Linked DNA regions of Mus musculus: region 1 is linked to region 2. A link is a loop called in an ENCODE intact Hi-C map of the cell type or tissue named here. Cell type or tissue: left cerebral cortex. All regions are shown on one strand.

Region 1 (8,000 bases), 200 kb before region 2:
CACTTTGTGTTCAGCCACACCACATCACAGTATCAGTTAAGGAGCTTGACTTGTTTTTGGCATACTACGTGCAGGAGCAAGGTAGGAGCAGATTGTTCTTTCTTCTAGCATGGTAAACACTGCGCATACACCTCCAGATACGGGATCTCTGGCTTGGACCGGAGTGTCCTGGAGGCCTCCAGATGGCATCTGCCCTCCCCCATTCCCGGGAACCGTGGTGCTCCCAGTAGTGCTCCAGGTCCACGGTCATGTGGGAGCCATGGAGATGGGCATGGAGCTTCCGTAGCTGGAAGCGTCCACATTTGAAGGAAGGACAGAAGGATAGACAGACAGACAGATGCAGAGTAGTCTAAGAAATGCAGCTGATTGAACTCCAAATTTTGTGCTAGGCTCCTTCCCACGGCCATCTGAAAATGCAACATGACTGATGGCAGCCAAAGCGCTGTTTAATAATCTTTGTACCAGTCTATTACCTAACGAGGTGGATGAACCTTGTTCAGTAGTCTAGGGGCGGGTGCACCAAAAATCAAATTAGCATTTACTATTACAAAATATCTAAGCTGGCCATTATCAAAATACATATCTGACAGAGGCCTAGATTTATGTTGTTTCTGTATTTCTATCAACACATCCTTGGGATTGTGCAGTGCTTGCTGTAGATTTAAAGCAACACAGCTCTCGTTTAAATAACTTTTAATACTTTCCCAGAGTGACCAGGGAACACTCTCTATTATTAGTTGACTTGGATGCAAATTCATAAAGCTTCCCAAAGAAGAAGTCACAGCTTTCTTGACAGAGCATCACAGAGCAAACCAGAAAGTAGACTGGTTACACTGGTTTAAAATAAATCTCCAAAGAATGTAGAAACCGCATGCCGGCCCATGTTTACAGTCCTCGATAAAGAGTGCTGCAAATGTGGCCCGGACTGTGCAGCATAGGCAGTGGGGGTGCCAGGGAGGTTTCCGTTGTTAATGAGCCGTGTTTCTTTGTTGTTGCTGGTTTTTGTAGGAAGGTGAGACTTTTGACTTTGTTTTCTTCAAACCAGCATGTCAGGATACAGTCCACATAGGAAAGCCCCATACTGAACGTGGGCTCGATTTTGGGCTGCCACAGATGGTGGGTCATTTCTGAACTTGGCCTGGTGGGAGGGAAGATGGCCTGCAGACAGCCAGGTGGCAGACAGTTATCCGATGCTCATTATATAAATGTGGGGTTTAATAAATAGAGGTACGTTATTGTCATCCAGAAGAGTAAGATAAGAAAACTAAGCTGATGACTCAGACTTTGGCGTAGAACTTACTGTGTGTCCCTTTGCCTTGATTTTCCCTTGAATGAGTTCTGGAGATCTGCTTGAGTGTCATTTCCAGTTTCGTACTTTGATTCTAAATAACAGTGTTGGACATCATCGTTTGGAAGTGTGTCTCTTAACAAACAAAAACACCACATTTGTTATTCCCCTGTGTTTAGAACTAAAATTCAAGTAATGATGAGCCGGGGGAAATATACATTTTCACCCTTGATGTCCTAAAATAAAAACTTATTAACACATGACAACTTGATTGACAGCTGTCTCAGAGGCGACATTGTAAGGTGGGCTACATGCATGTGTTAGATTGACTATGTGTTGTAAGTGTGGTGAAAGTCTCTGGTTAGAAGGGAAAGTTTTGCAAAGTGGATCATATAACTCTAGTCGGGAGGGAAGAACTGTGCAATGATTCCCCCTTTAACTCTTGATGGTTAGCCACGAAGTGGACATACGTGCCGATTTATCCCAGGGCAGTCAGCCAAATCTCTTTGTTTTGTTGAACTGACAATAGAGACTGTCCTTTGGATTTAGGAAAATAGACTGAAAAAAGGAAAAAAAAAGACATATATATAAAACCATATATATATATTTTTTTTCATGACACCAGTGGTTATGACAATCATGATGTTTTGAGCCAAATCTTAGTGACTGTGTTTTCAGATAAAATATTGATTCAATATGAACAACGTTTTGGTATTTTTTCTGTACATTCAGTCACCTGTCCCCTCTGTCCCCTCTGCCACCTGCCCTCACATCATCCCCTCTTAACATCTGGTCACTTCTTACAAGAGTCACAGCCCAGTGCTTTTCCGTTTTCTCTTTTTCAAGATTTATATCTTGTTATTTGTGAACTGTGAGTTGACTGTCATTTCTCACCGTAGCTGATTAAAGAAAGATAAGTCTGCAAACACCCCGGGTGCTTCATCTCACATCATAACTTTTTGTTTCTCCTCTAAGTACATGAAATCAGCCTTACTGTTCTTTAGAAATTAGGTAAAGAAAAGAAGAAAACATGAAAGAAGAATTAACACAGAAAAAAAATATTTATAACAGAATGAGCAACAAAATGACGTCCCCTTATCCGTCCTCTCCCCTTAGAAGGGACTGGGAGAAAAACAGGAGGAAGAACAGAGAGAATGCCAAAGATGGTTGCCACTGGCACCAGGATTGGCATCAGACCCTCTTTGTTTAGCTCAGGATGCCTGTGATTTGTTAGTTGGCATCCGCATTGCAGTGTGGAGTGATGTTACAATATATTGACAATTTCCAGATCTAGAAATGTCAATAGTCCTCTTGGCTATTTGCAGATCACATGCTTCGTCTCTAATGGAAGACGAGATAGAGACGGATGGATAATAAACTTTCATTGTTGACCAACTTCCCATTGCTTCTCTTTCTCCCTCCTTCTCTCTTGGTTCAACCCACACGTACCCTTTCTCCTTCCCTGCAACATCATCTTTTCTGAAATGTGGAAAGAGTTACTGAAGCTTTGACACAAACTATAATGCTACATCTGCATCTGATATAGTTTTGGGGAGATTTTATATATTTTGAAATCATTTTTGATACGTAGTTTATTAGGTTTTAACATCACAGGGCAATATTTTGTTCAAAGCTCAAATTCTTTGTTACTCAGTGTCTCCCCTCCATATAGCCTGGTTGACCGCAATTCAGTCCATTTTAATCTTTTTTTTTTTCACATTAGTGAATGGTTATATGAAATTTAGTTATTTATGAAATTATCTGCCTTCGTTTTACCTAAAATTTGGTAACTGATTTGGGAGTAGCTGTATTTAAGTCCATAAAAAAAAAATCATCTGATGCTATTGATTCAGAGGGCTGCGCTTCGGCTGTTCCGTTGCTACAAGAACCGCCATTTTGTTTGTGAAGTGCCAGGCGAGGGGGAAAAAAAAAGGCAGACACTGTGTTTGATGCCAATAATGGTTGCCAGTGGCACCGAGGTTGGCATCAGACCCTCTTTGTCTAGCTGCTGAATGCCTTTGATTCGTTGGTTGGCATCCGCATTGCAGTGGGCACACTGGAAAGTTTTTGACAATCCCTGAATGAAAGCTTCGTGCTCGTCTGCTGCAGCAAAGCTTGGCTAATAGAAAACCCTTCCCCTTTTCTTCCCCCAAAGGCTAAAAAAAAAAAAAAAAAAAAAAAAAAAAAGATTTGGACAGATTAAGGAAAAATCTTTCTAAAATGGGCTCCATATTCCCAAAGATGTTAAAGATGTCCAATGATTCTTGGCCAGGTGGTACCTATTCCCCATATTGTCTTTGTTATTGCATTCATCCAAACAAAGCAAAGAAAACAAAATGAAAACCAGCAAGCCTTGTGCAGTATACCTTCCCAGGACGTCCCGTCCTGTAAACTACAGGGGAGGCTATGTCAGGTGTGTGAGGACATGCTCAGTGTAGTGATGTATGAGTGCACCCATTATAACTGGCTGTTTCATTTACATCCCCATTTATTTCTTATTTAATTTCTAGTTCTCTCAGTTTCTCAGCCTCCTCATTTTTTAGTAGTCTGTTGAGAGGCCCTCACTTCCCTCTCTAGTTAGCAATGTGTACAGTGAACACGTGAAAAGCAGAAAACCTTAATGAGGGAAGTACATGCTAAAATCTGATATAAATCAGTCACTTCTGGCCCCTTCAATTCAATTCTGCAACAAGATCTTGTGAAAATCCTTCGTACACGATTCCACATACTTGGGGAGTGTGAAGTTCGGAGGGTGGGGGGCAGACAACAACCATAAGGCTAGAGTAATCTCAGTTCAAGTTTCCTAGATAGTTAACATTAATATTGCTTCCTGGTTAACCACCATTATCTCATTAATTAATAAGAAGAATTAGCAGTTCTACCCAAAGGGCTACACAGAAGGAAGTGTGGCCTATGGGAGGCCTTGAGTCGCCAGACTGTGTCCTGTCTGGAGCCAGAAGATGCAGGGATGCTGGTGTGTGTGTGTGTGTGTGTGTGTGTGTGTGTGTGTGTGTGTGTGTAAAGGGCTGTGGGGAGAAAATAAGGACTGGGCTTTTTCTGAGCCAGGGAGGGTTTTTAAAGAAAAGAGAGGTCACCACACAAAGTTTAAAGACCTCTAAAGATAGTGTCTGCTGTTATGAATTTAACAGATGGGAGTTTAAAGCAAGTCAGCTTAAGTGATCTTTGGACCCCACTTTCTACTCTTATTAGATATGTTTTTGGAGCATGGCAGAGTTCCGCAGTGTTGCTTGCTTCTATCCTGGACAGGGAGCACCCTTTAACCTTGTTGAACCTTTAGCATTAATTGTGATGCATCGCATCGGCACAGTGCAGCACCTTTTTCTTTTTCTTTTTTTGCTTGATTGTTAAACGATATCATAATTGAGGCGTATTTTGAAGTTGTGAACCATGTGACTTGTTCAGAAGGGAAGTTGTAATCATTATTGTCTTTGAAACAGAGCCCTTCCTGCTTGTCACATGGCATTAGTGAGGACGCACATGCAGAGAGTGATTTTCCCCCTTCAGCTACCGCAGCTTAGAATCCTTCTGGGTAACAATTATTTCTTTATGAAAAGCTTAAATAGATAATTGTTTGCAAGTTGACAGCGCATTTTAACATTTTAATAATTTTCACTTCATTTGCAGGTATTTCCCATTGTGGGGGAAAATAAGCTTTCATAACGTGTTTAAATGAGGCTGCTCTGCGTAGTGATTTGGTGGGCTTGCATTGTGACATCAGAGAGCATGAATTTTGTGTGTAGGATAACTACTTTGGATGAGTGTTTGATTTAGGGAAATGCTGTTTTAAGTTTTCCCACCCTGGTACCCTGTCCTTGACTGAACTCCTGAACTCTGGTATGCATTTGTTTTCATTCTTCTTCATACACAATTCAGAAGATAAAGAAGGATTCTTGGTGGTATGCCTGGCCCCTAGGCTTAATGAGACCTTTGTTAGAACATATATTGTAAGATGAGATACTTAGCAATTTTCCCACTGATAAGGACAAAGCAGAGTCAATGGAACCAGAAGTTCACCCTCTGTGCCATGCTGTCCCTGCCCCAAGATAGCTTTGCCAGACAACTCAAGAGTTAAACTCTGAGGCCCTGGCTGCCAGCTGGAAAGGTTGGCATCTGTGTCCTGATATGGCGAGGCAAGCTTCTGCATTGCTGTTAACATGGTCTCACTTTTCAAAGGCAGAAGGAAGAGAGAACACAGGAGAGACAGAGATGGGGATAGGAGCATCATTTGCTACAATTCGTGTTTTCAAATATTCAGACAATGCAAGGCACTATTTTCTGAAGGCAACAAAGGTTGGTAAGGTTGGAGGCAGAGAACAGAATGAATTTTGAAGTGAAAAAATATGTATATACATTTTGCATGTTTGGAGTCACACACTTTGTACTCTGTGTCTCCCTTGAGTGAGAATCAAAATTATGTCCATTGCATAGGAATGGTAGTAATCTGGGTGGGTGGGGGCACTGAATTCCGTAGTGACAGAGAGGGTGGTTGGGTATTACAGGGGCCAGCACCCTGTTCAACACAGTGACATATGTGAGCCTGCAGACCTCCAGTGTGCATAAGTGCATCCAAATGGAGAAGTATAGATTTATGGAGGATTCAATAGGATTTTAAAGTACACATAGATGTTTCTACCCTAAATTTGGAATTTGAGTACAAATTACCAAAAGGAAATGAAAGATTTAATATCCATTGACTTTCCTTAGTTTTAATCTGATACTCCAGTTTGAATACAGTCTAAGATACTCAACTTAGTAGGGTCTTTATTCTCATGAGCCTTGATTCTGCTAAGTTAACATGAAAAAGTTCTACTGTTTGTTTTGTGACATTCTTCTTGCTGTCTCCGCTGAACAGTTAGAATACAGCACCTGAAGATGAAGGTGTTTATTTCTGAGTCTGAATCTACAGTCTACAGTCCTAGTAGCTGAGATACTTTAGTTTTCATTTTTGTTATCACAATGGCCTACAGGACATCTAAACTTATCTTCAAAGGAGTAATTACTGCCATGTTTGGAGGAGACTGGTGAGGAATGGAAACAGCACACAAGGCTCGCACTAAAACTGATTGGTACTAAAGAGCTGCAAATGATGCCACAGAACAAGGCCAGTCTCCTTTAGGAAAGTACCTTCTAGTAAAGTTTCTTTTAGTTTAGGGAAGAATAGCATTTTATAGTGCAGCGGTAATGGGAATCGAACTCATGACCCTCTGGGAGTTTGTCAGCCCACATGCTGTGGCAGAGTAGCCAGTGTAACTCTCAAAGTAAGTGTTTCAGCTTTTCTCTTCCAAGGAAGAATCCAAGGCCCCATGGTTATGGGATTGAAAACGCACGTTGGTCCAGAAATGTGTCTCACACCCAGCACCGTGAGAAGAGGTGCTTCTTTTTCTGCTGGGCTCACTTTTCTGTGGCAGTGTGGTACCTTGTCTCATTGAAAAGTAACTTCTTGGGTTCTTGAATTCTAATTATGTGCTGTGGTTAATTTAACAGAATTTGGCGGTTAGGATTTGGCTTAGAGAACATCAAATCATCCAACTGTAGGGGAACTTGTGAGAACTGAGTGTATACAGCAGGGAGTGAGGTTGTGGGATTATCTTGTATTACCTGGAAGTTACAGGACGTGAGACTAATAATACCTGAATGGTTGGGCTTGTTGGCTGTTAAGTTATTCAGAAAATTGGGATAAATGGCTACCAATTAACCATTGAGGTGGAGAGACCTTGAGGCTGAGTTGAGGGCTACACATTAAAAAAAAATTCTTATAATTTAAGCAAAGCAGTCTTCGATTGCCATTCATGTGCATCAGTACATTGTTTATAATAAAACACTTAGACACACAGTCTCTCTGGTTGTGATGATAGTTTAAGCAGGACACTGTTGATGAATCACAGACAAATTAAAGAACTTTGAATAAAGACTATATAATTGGGAATATGGAGTGATGGATGAAGTAATTTTATGAGCTGAAAAGTTGCCTGGAGGTTGTGTATTTTCAGAATCCCATTTTAAGGCACTTCAGAGCATGCATTAAGTTACTGATACAGCACAATCAGAAAACAGAATTTGTTCAAACAAGTACAAAGTGAAAAAGGAGCTGCCTTTGAAGAACGTCGTAAATGCTAAGTTCATGCAGTTTTAAAGTTATAGTCACCTTCAAGTATTTCTCAAAGGAGGGAATTGAAGAAGTTCTAAGCACTGTTTTTTTAAATACACAGACATATTTACTATTATATAAATTCAAATATGTCTTTCATAAAACTAAAAAAAGTATTTAACAGGTACTAATTACTATTCAGCAATACAAACTCTGATTTGGAAGGAAAGTAGTTTTTTTTTTTTTTTTAAAGCTTGATTTTGTATATTTATATTGGAAAAATGCAGACAAACATGGAATAGTTTTAACAGTAGCCGCTTGAGAGTAGGGAAAATAAACCTGACCAGGCATAGAGATGTTAACAAAGTTACTTGAAATAGAGGGTATTTGGTAATTCATATAAGTTGCAGACTCTACTAGTGTTTGTAGGAATGCGGGTATGAAGGCTGTACCCATCTATTAGTGAATTCTAAAGTGTGAAAAATGTTCTTGCTTAGGACAACTTGTATTTTATTCTTCTGACATCTGCAGTTTCTGGATGGATTAGCCTAAATTTGCTATGCTATGTTAAAAGCCTTGTTTTATGAGGTTGGTCTCAGCTTC
Region 2 (8,000 bases):
TAGGTATTTCACTATATATTGCACATGCCTGAAACTCTATTATTTTCTCACGTGAGAGAAAAGAATATGTAGTTCATTACATTTTCAAATGTATGTAACCCAACAGGTCGATAAACCCACCTCACCCAGAATGTCTTATGAATTAAAGATTAAACACAACTAATGTATCTAGCAAACTACAGTAGTCTAGTATGGCTACAAATTTATGCTTTTCGTCTTTTTTGTTTGAACAATGAAAATCATATTGCATACAGTGCATTGAAATGGGCCAGATATTTAAAAAAGAGTCTCCTTAATTAACTAGAGTTCAGCAATTATATATAGTGAATATAGTTCATTTTGTGTTTTTCTGCATAGTAGTTAGGTCTTTTCATGGAAGCAAGAGATCATATAGATTACACCTGTATGATGTGTATAATCTAGAAGTTATCACATGTATGTACATATATATGTATATAAGCATAATATATATAATATAGCAAAGTCAATGCATGCTATTAATTATTAAATTTTATTAAAATTTTGGTTTAAAAAGTTAAAAATATAATAGTTGTAATTTAATGCATTTTGAATTTATATTTATGATATGGCTGGAGATTTTAACATTGTCTTATTTTTTCTTTCTTTCTTTTTTTCTTCCCGTCTCCTCTCAACAGTCCTGGTACCTGGGCTAGCTTGGTTCCTTTTCAAGTGTCAAATAGGACACCCATCTTACCGGCAAATGTCCAAAATTATGGTTTGAACATAATTGGAGAGCCTTTCCTTCAAGCGGAGACAAGCAACTGAGGGGAAAGAACCACAACCATAGTATAAGAAAATTAGGGGAAAAACACCCAACAAAGGAAAAGAGGAAGACTGGACAACAGGGAGAAAGGAGAGAAACTGAAGAAAGAAGACGGTAGACCAGCATTGCAGCACTTACAGTCACTAATTCCCTTAAGGTTGAGACTATAGTGACAGGAAAGGGTCAATGACATCTCACTGATGCTAGACTGCAGCCCCTGCACCGTAGCCTTTGTTACATGAAGTCCGCTGGGAAATAGATGTTCTGTCTCTATGACAATATATTTTAACTGACTTTCTAGATGCCTTAATATTTGCATGATAAGCTAGTTTTCTTGGTTAGTATTCTTGTTGTTTACGCATGGAGTCACTATTCCTGGTTATCTCAACAACGAAGGCTAGGAGGCGGCGTCAGAGGTGCTGGGGACAGAGCCATGAGCCAGCCATTTTATAAGCACTCTGATTTCTAAAAGTTAAAATTATATATATATATATATATATATATAAAAGAATCTCTGTAGCCTTTAGTTATCCGTACAGATTTATTAAATTTTGGCCCTTAACCCAGCCTTTTCCAGTGTGTAACCCAGTTTGAAATCTTAAAAAGGAAAAAAAAAAAAAAAGAGAAAAAAGAAAAATAGGGAAAAAAAAAACAGTTTGAACTCAAAGGCTCTATGGAAGAAATGCCTCTATGTGGGTAAAGGGTTACCTCTGCATGCAACAGTAAAAAGTAATATAATGTTTTCCCCACAAAAGAAACACTTAACAGAGGCAAGTGCAATTTATAAATTTATATCTAAAGGGGAATCATGATTATAAGTCCTTCAGCCCTTGGACTCTAAATTGAGGGGATTAAAAAGAATTTAAAATAATTTTGAGCGAATTTATTTTCCCCTCAGTTTTTGAGGGCATTTAAAATAAGGCATTAAATCAAGACAAATCATGTGCTTGAACAGAAAAAAAATAAAAAATAAAAAAAATATTGAAAACACAGCACTTAGGTTGGCTTAGCTGCAGCCTCCTCAGAGGTCAGATTATTTATTTAAAATTACTGGTTGCATCAAGAACCCATAGGGTGTACAAACGGTTCTATACAATCTGCATCGTAGAGACAAAGAGGCAGGGAAATCCATGTCACAAGGGTAAAGCTCCCCGTGTACAGGCTGGGAATGCCAGGTAGGCTAGGAAAACCCGCTCGCTCTTCAGAGAAGTGCCATCAGGGTGCTGGGAACATGCATGGTGCTTTCGGACATTAGCCTTGTTCAACACATTTCTCGTATTGACAGATCTATAGTGTGCATGGGCAGACACATGCTGCCTCTGTGTCTCTTAAAATTTTAATTAAAAGTACTCTTTCCAGTAATCCTAATTTGCACGAAGATATAATGTCCACATTACGTGCCTTGCCTTGAAATCTAAAAAAAAAAAACAAAAGACAAAAAAAAACCACAAAAGTGACATCACTACACTTGTTTTGCTGCATTTATTATCGTTTTAAATCTTTACCATTTTTATGACAAAATATTTTGTACTCCAGACGAAGAAAAATGTGTGACATCATGGATTTTTTAGACAGTTACACCTTTATCTCACATTTATAAAGCATATCATGGCTGTGTATAGTTGCCGCTTAAAAATTGTAATCGACCAGCAATATTTTCAGTATTTTTGGTGTTTTTTCTATTAACCTTTCATGTTTTTCATCTTCCAATTAATATTTGGGGGGGAGGGGTTTCAAATTTATACGAATTATGCAATACCAAGTTTTGCCTATGTAGGTAGTGCTTTTAGCTGTATTGGTTATTATAGGTAAGTACACAGATTTAAAAAAGAAATAATGTATGCTTTTTTTGTTTGTTTGTTTATTTGTTTGTTTGTTTTAATTGACCAAAGTGGGTACTGCTATTTTTGCAGTGTGATGAGGTCCTTTTGTGTACTGAGAGATGGACAGGGGATTTTTTTTAATATACATATATAAATATATATATATTCAGGGGTGGGTGGGAGGATTTTTAACCCTTTACAGTGTAGCAGTGAAGCACTGCACCCTGAGATGGGCCTGGGCTGCAAAGCAACTGTTCTGCCTACTGTGACAAACTTCAACTTAAACAGGTTTCCCTCCCTCCACCCCTCCCCGTACTTTCCCACCTGGAGTGCAAGCTGAACTCCTTTCTGGTTTCCAAGCTAAGAAACCAGGAAGAAAAAGCAAGCACAGCAAAAGCCTCCTAGAGGCCAACTTAGAGGAACTGCCCTGTCTTATTTTAGTTGTTATTGATAGTTTTTTGTTTCTTTTTTTTTTTTTTTCCTGAAAGTTCCTGAAACCACAGTGGAAAGTGAGCCTGTCTCATATTTGGCAAAGACATTTCTTGAAGTGCCCACATAGCAGATGTTGGCTGTTTCACACTTTTGAGTTTAACACAGGAATAAGCTTTCTTCTACCAAACACATTCCCCCATCTGGAGGGAGAGCTCCCCTAGTCCCTCCCCGCCCTCTGTCATTTTGTTAATGACAGGATAGGCTGCTCCTGTGACTTACTACTTCAAAATGAATGGTGTTGCACCTAGGATCTTCTTCTTTGACATCCAGAAGGTTGACTAGAGAGAGGGTTGCTCTTCTTGGATGTATTTGGACTGATAGAGTAAAATCAAAGTTCAGTTTTTAAGGAACAAGAATAAATCAATCCTCTTATTTTACCTGCCCTTGTAAACTGGAAAGTGGAGCAGAGGGAAATATAGAATTTTAAGCAACCAATTTTTCTGTGGATGAATTAAGTGTGTTTGATAATGATGGTGGGGGTTGATTTGAACGGGTGGTACTTCAAGTATATATTTGAGTTAATTTCCCCTGAGGACTACAGGTGAATAGAGACCAATTTTATTTTGTCTTTTCCCCATCCCCCACCTGGTCCTATTGAGTGTATCCATTGCTCCAAGGAGATCTTTAGGAATTAGTGACATACGCAGTCGGCTGTAAAGAAGCTCTCTTGACCCCACCCCCAGCCCCACCCCAGGCCCTGCCCTAGTAAATAAACTGTCAAGTGTATGCATAGCAGATCATTTAATAGTGAGTTCATGAGAACGATGCTCAGAAGCCCGGGAATTAAATCTGACTAGTCCATTCATGACCACATGCTGGTTAGCACAGTGGGATTCTAGGATGCAGGTTCTAAGAAAGGCCAGCCTTGTCTGTTACTTGCTTTGCAGATAACACATCCTCTCAGCCAAGCTCATAGTGTCTTTCTGACCTATTTGCTGAAGAGTGCAACCCTACAGGACACAGTATTCTTTCCAGGCAGTCCCCTCTCCTTGTCACCCGTGAATGAACAATTGTTGCTAAAGTACATGGCACACTGTGGGCATCCCTGCCTGCCTCTTGGGTACAGAGGCCTAGGGCAACTGTTCCTTTTTTTTTTTTTTTTTTAACCTAGTTCAATGTTTCTTCTTTTCTTTGAGATAAACTTATTAAAAAAGCACTACTATAGAAAATCTCGAATCCACGTTTAGCCTTCTATTTTTTTTTAAAACCAGGAAGTATATTCTGACGAAGGGCCCCACTTTTGCAGGTCTTGCACGCCCCTTCCTTACCCAGACTGCAGAGCTTCAGGATGGTGAAGGTCACCCAAGGGCATCTGTTAGGAGGTGGTGTCTCCCACCACCAGCTCATGGCACTGTCCAACCTTTGTTGTATTGCTTTGCAGCCCACCACTCACAGTGCCTCTAAAGTGTGTGTTTCCCGAAGTGACGTGAGCAGTCGAGACTTGCCTAAGGGGGGAAAAAAAACCTGAGAGGCAGTGAAGGAGACTGTACATAAAGACATGGCAAAACCTTAAGTATAGCAATATAGTTATCGGGTAATTTTCGGGTGGGCAGCTCCATTATAAAGTATGTGAATGAGTCTGTGAAGCTGCGAGGAGAGAGAAGAGCTTGGCCTTCTTAATGAACCGCCTACCTTGTAGACAGTAATTTGTACACTGTATAGTTTTGTTAAGAATTTTTTTTTAAATTAAAATTCCCATGTTTGTAAAGCTAACTTTTTAACAATTATAATGGAACTATATGTTGTTTCCATTTTTAAAGTAAACAAGAATATTCCTTGTTTAGAGACTGGACTCGAGTTAAAACTCTCCAGGCTCTTAAGTTATGTATTAAAAAAAAAAAATCTGTCCATGTTAGGAGATATTTCACAGGTTCTTGTGCTTGAAAAGCATAGGACGCTAATCCTTAAAAAAAAGTGTAAATGGAGAAAAGTTATATTTTATGAAGGTTATTTTGTTGTATTTAGTATTGGAAGAGTTGGTTTTCAGAGCATTTCAGAATGTTGGAAGCACCGCTGTCCTTTTGTTAGTATATAAGGCCTTTTAGCAAAGGTTTTCTCCTTTTTTTTCCTTTTTATTTTGTGATTATTCCATGATGGTATTTAAGGATAAGTTTCACAGAGCATTCAGGATAGGCAGAAAAAATAATAGTGCGATGTCTCACATAACGTGTCCTCAGGGAGCAGAATCCGGATTTGTGACTTGTAGCTTCAAAAGGACTCAAGGGCAGAGACTGCACGGGAACACCTTGAGCAGCGAAGCAGGGCATGTTCTCTACCTAGACGCAGATTCTATGTACCGTGTGAAACGATGAAGGCTGCAGAAAGTTACCCCCTATCAGTGAACAGTATTCCTTCTCCATGAAACAACGCTACAGTCTTGCTGGCAGATAGGCCCCAAGCATGGCATTCAATATCGCTTACATGTTCCTGTCAAGGTCTTTTGTTCACATTAACCAGCTGCATGCTTCCTGGACTTTAAAAATTGGGGTTTCTATATTTAAAAAACAAAACATATGTGCAGGCTATTCAAGTTCAATAGTAAAAACTCAAAATTGAATGTTCTACTCCATGCTGAAGGAGCTGAAAACTGCCTTCTTCATGTTTTGCACTTTCTAGTAGTTGCCCTGTCTTTTCTAATTCCTGGAAATTGTGTGGGTGGAGTGGATCCCTGCACTGGGGGGAATAACATGGACCACTGATTTTGCCCTTTGACCCTGCACAATGACCTTTGCATCAGCCAAACTCATTGCCATGACAACTCTTTGTACTGTGTCGTGCCACAGATCTGTTGGTCACATTGTTAATAGTAAAGGGGACAAGTTGGAGACGGTCAATTTTTACATTTTTTTTTGTTGCAATTTTTCTTCAATGGTTGTAAGTAGTTTTGTTTTTTTTTTTTAATGATAAAAGGGTTCAGTAGTTAATACTCTTTAGAAATATCTGTGTGTTGCAATTCAAATGTATGTTGAGATTGTGAAAGCGCTTCAGTGGCACTAGCCTACGGGACCCTAGATTAAGCCTTTGATAACTTTTATTGCATGATACAGTACCAGTAACAAAAGGTGGCCTAAACATGAAAAGCAGTGTATGCTAGTGTCACTCAAGCCAGTCTTGTATTACTGTATTTTTGACAGAATGGTTTTGAAAACTGTGCTACAGGGACTGATGTGGCAAATATATCTCTTTATGCAGAAGGAAGTCTTTTTTTTTTTAAGAAAAAAAAAAGAAGTATGGCTTATTATGCATTCTTCATCGAGGGCATTGAAGTTGCATGGACTGATAAAAGTTGATGCAAAATGAGAAAGAAACAAAAAGACAAAAACAAACAAAAAAAAAACAAAAAACAAAAAAACCAGCAAAATGTTTACCAAAAAACTCAAACAAATGAGCAGTGCCTGTCCAATTTCACAGTCTCTGTTGAGTTCAGTTGTAAATATGTTTCAAATGACATTTTCTTGGGAAAAAAAAATCTCTACAACGTTGTGGAATGTGAGGGGCAACTGTCTCCCAGGCATAGGCGTCTCAAAGCTGCGTCAGCTGGCGTCGTCATCGGGCGGTTCATTTGTGCTTCTGTCACTGAGAACTTTGAGCACCCTGGGACGAGGTACCCCCACCTCAATGATATTTCTCTGAGAACAACTTTTGTAGGACTGTGTGTTTCTTTAGATACATTTAGTACAACTGTAGGTGACGAGTAGTCAGTCATTGCTTGCTAGCCACACACCAGGGTTGATCCATTTTAAAACTTTTGGCATATTTGTCCTCCTGGGCCATAAATACAGAACCTTGTGTTTTAATTAGATTTTTGGAAAAAAAATAAAACGAGTAAAAGGAGGCACATGCATAATCTCCATGTAACAAGCCTTTAGCAGTGGGATGTATTACAGGACAGTTACTTACTTAATTTCTGGAGTTCGGGCCTCTGGGATAGGCCCCAGACTGGGCCGGAATGTTAGTGAAGGTTTTATTGTGCCCGGTTGGAGGATAATGTTCTTTGTGTACTTTTTGTGGGTCGCAAATGAACTCGATTGCCACAAGTTTTAAACTGGTGTAAATCAAGCTTGACTTAATGTGATTGTTACTGTTATATCCAGCCTATACTGCTAGCAGCTGCTCATACTGCAGTCAATTACTGGAAGCGGATATATTTCCTATGCAAAAACTGTTTAAAACAATAAAATGAGCTATGCTACAGACTCTGGCCTCGTGTTTTATTTTTCTCAATGTCTTGATGCTCTTTCAGCATGAATGCTGGGTCAGTAGGATTTTGAAAGTTGATCCTGGCCCTTACATTTGGACGTTGGGTGACACCAGCTTACTTTCCAGCAGCTGGGAGGGTTAATATTTCAGTTCAGTGCTGAACTGCTTATCTGTGTAGTTCCTCCTCCCACGATTTTTTCAGCAGTGATAATGAAAATACAAGTGCAGGTACAGAATTTCAGACCCAGAACACCCTTTGAGCTGCGACTTGAAGACAGCGTGTGCCACAGAGACCAGACTGTGGTCTGTTGGACAGAAAGCCACAAGGACCCACACACACACACACTGTAAAGGGAAGGGAAACCCTTGCCCCTCCCTGTGACTGTGGGTTTAGTGGTTATATGAACACTGTAGAATTTTGTTCTGCAAATATCTGCGAAAGGGTATCGTCTTAGGTTTCAAAGAGAGCGCAGAACTTTAGGGCAAGCAGAGCTGATATTCTCTTTCTGAGCCAAGGGCCAGGTTAGAATCCACTCTCACTGAATGCATCGTCCAAGAATGGAGTCAGCTGGAGTTCAATAATAGCTTATTGAAAAGGAATGAGTTTAAATGGTTCCCCGATCTGTTTGAGTGATGTGCATAAATAAAATTAAAAGGTAATGCGAGCTTCTTTGAAAAGAGAGAGAGAAAATGCCTGGAAT

What was found. Hi-C counts contacts between places; a loop is a spot of excess contacts. Peaks named below come from ENCODE experiments on the same cell type or tissue, not always from the same donor. Only the 100,000 strongest peaks of a DNase experiment are listed, where the experiment ranks them.
Region 1: a loop joins it to region 2, with 2.8 times the contacts of the local background. A loop is called at or near these places in 8 of 42 quality-filtered maps.

What each region holds. Positions count from the first base shown.
Region 1 is chr4:82,490,319-82,498,318 of GRCm38, reverse strand. Nfib (nuclear factor I/B) reads left to right here. Exons shown (of 12, transcript NM_001113209.2): 2 at 1-81. It also overlaps 2310067E19Rik. Among named protein-coding and RNA genes, the nearest start is that of Nfib, 11 kb to the left of the region's middle. In left cerebral cortex, no CTCF peak of the experiment used is centred here; DNase peaks (open chromatin) are centred at 1,716, 2,182, 2,523, 3,275 and 1 more place; H3K4me3 peaks cover 3,620 bases; H3K27ac peaks cover 3,990 bases.
Region 2 is chr4:82,289,468-82,297,467 of GRCm38, reverse strand. It overlaps Nfib (nuclear factor I/B), which reads left to right. Exons shown (of 12, transcript NM_001113209.2): 12 at 657-7,295. The coding sequence ends at 786. Among named protein-coding and RNA genes, the nearest start is that of Nfib, 210 kb to the left of the region's middle. In left cerebral cortex, a CTCF peak has its summit at 3,023; a DNase peak (open chromatin) is centred at 3,198; H3K27ac peaks cover 492 bases.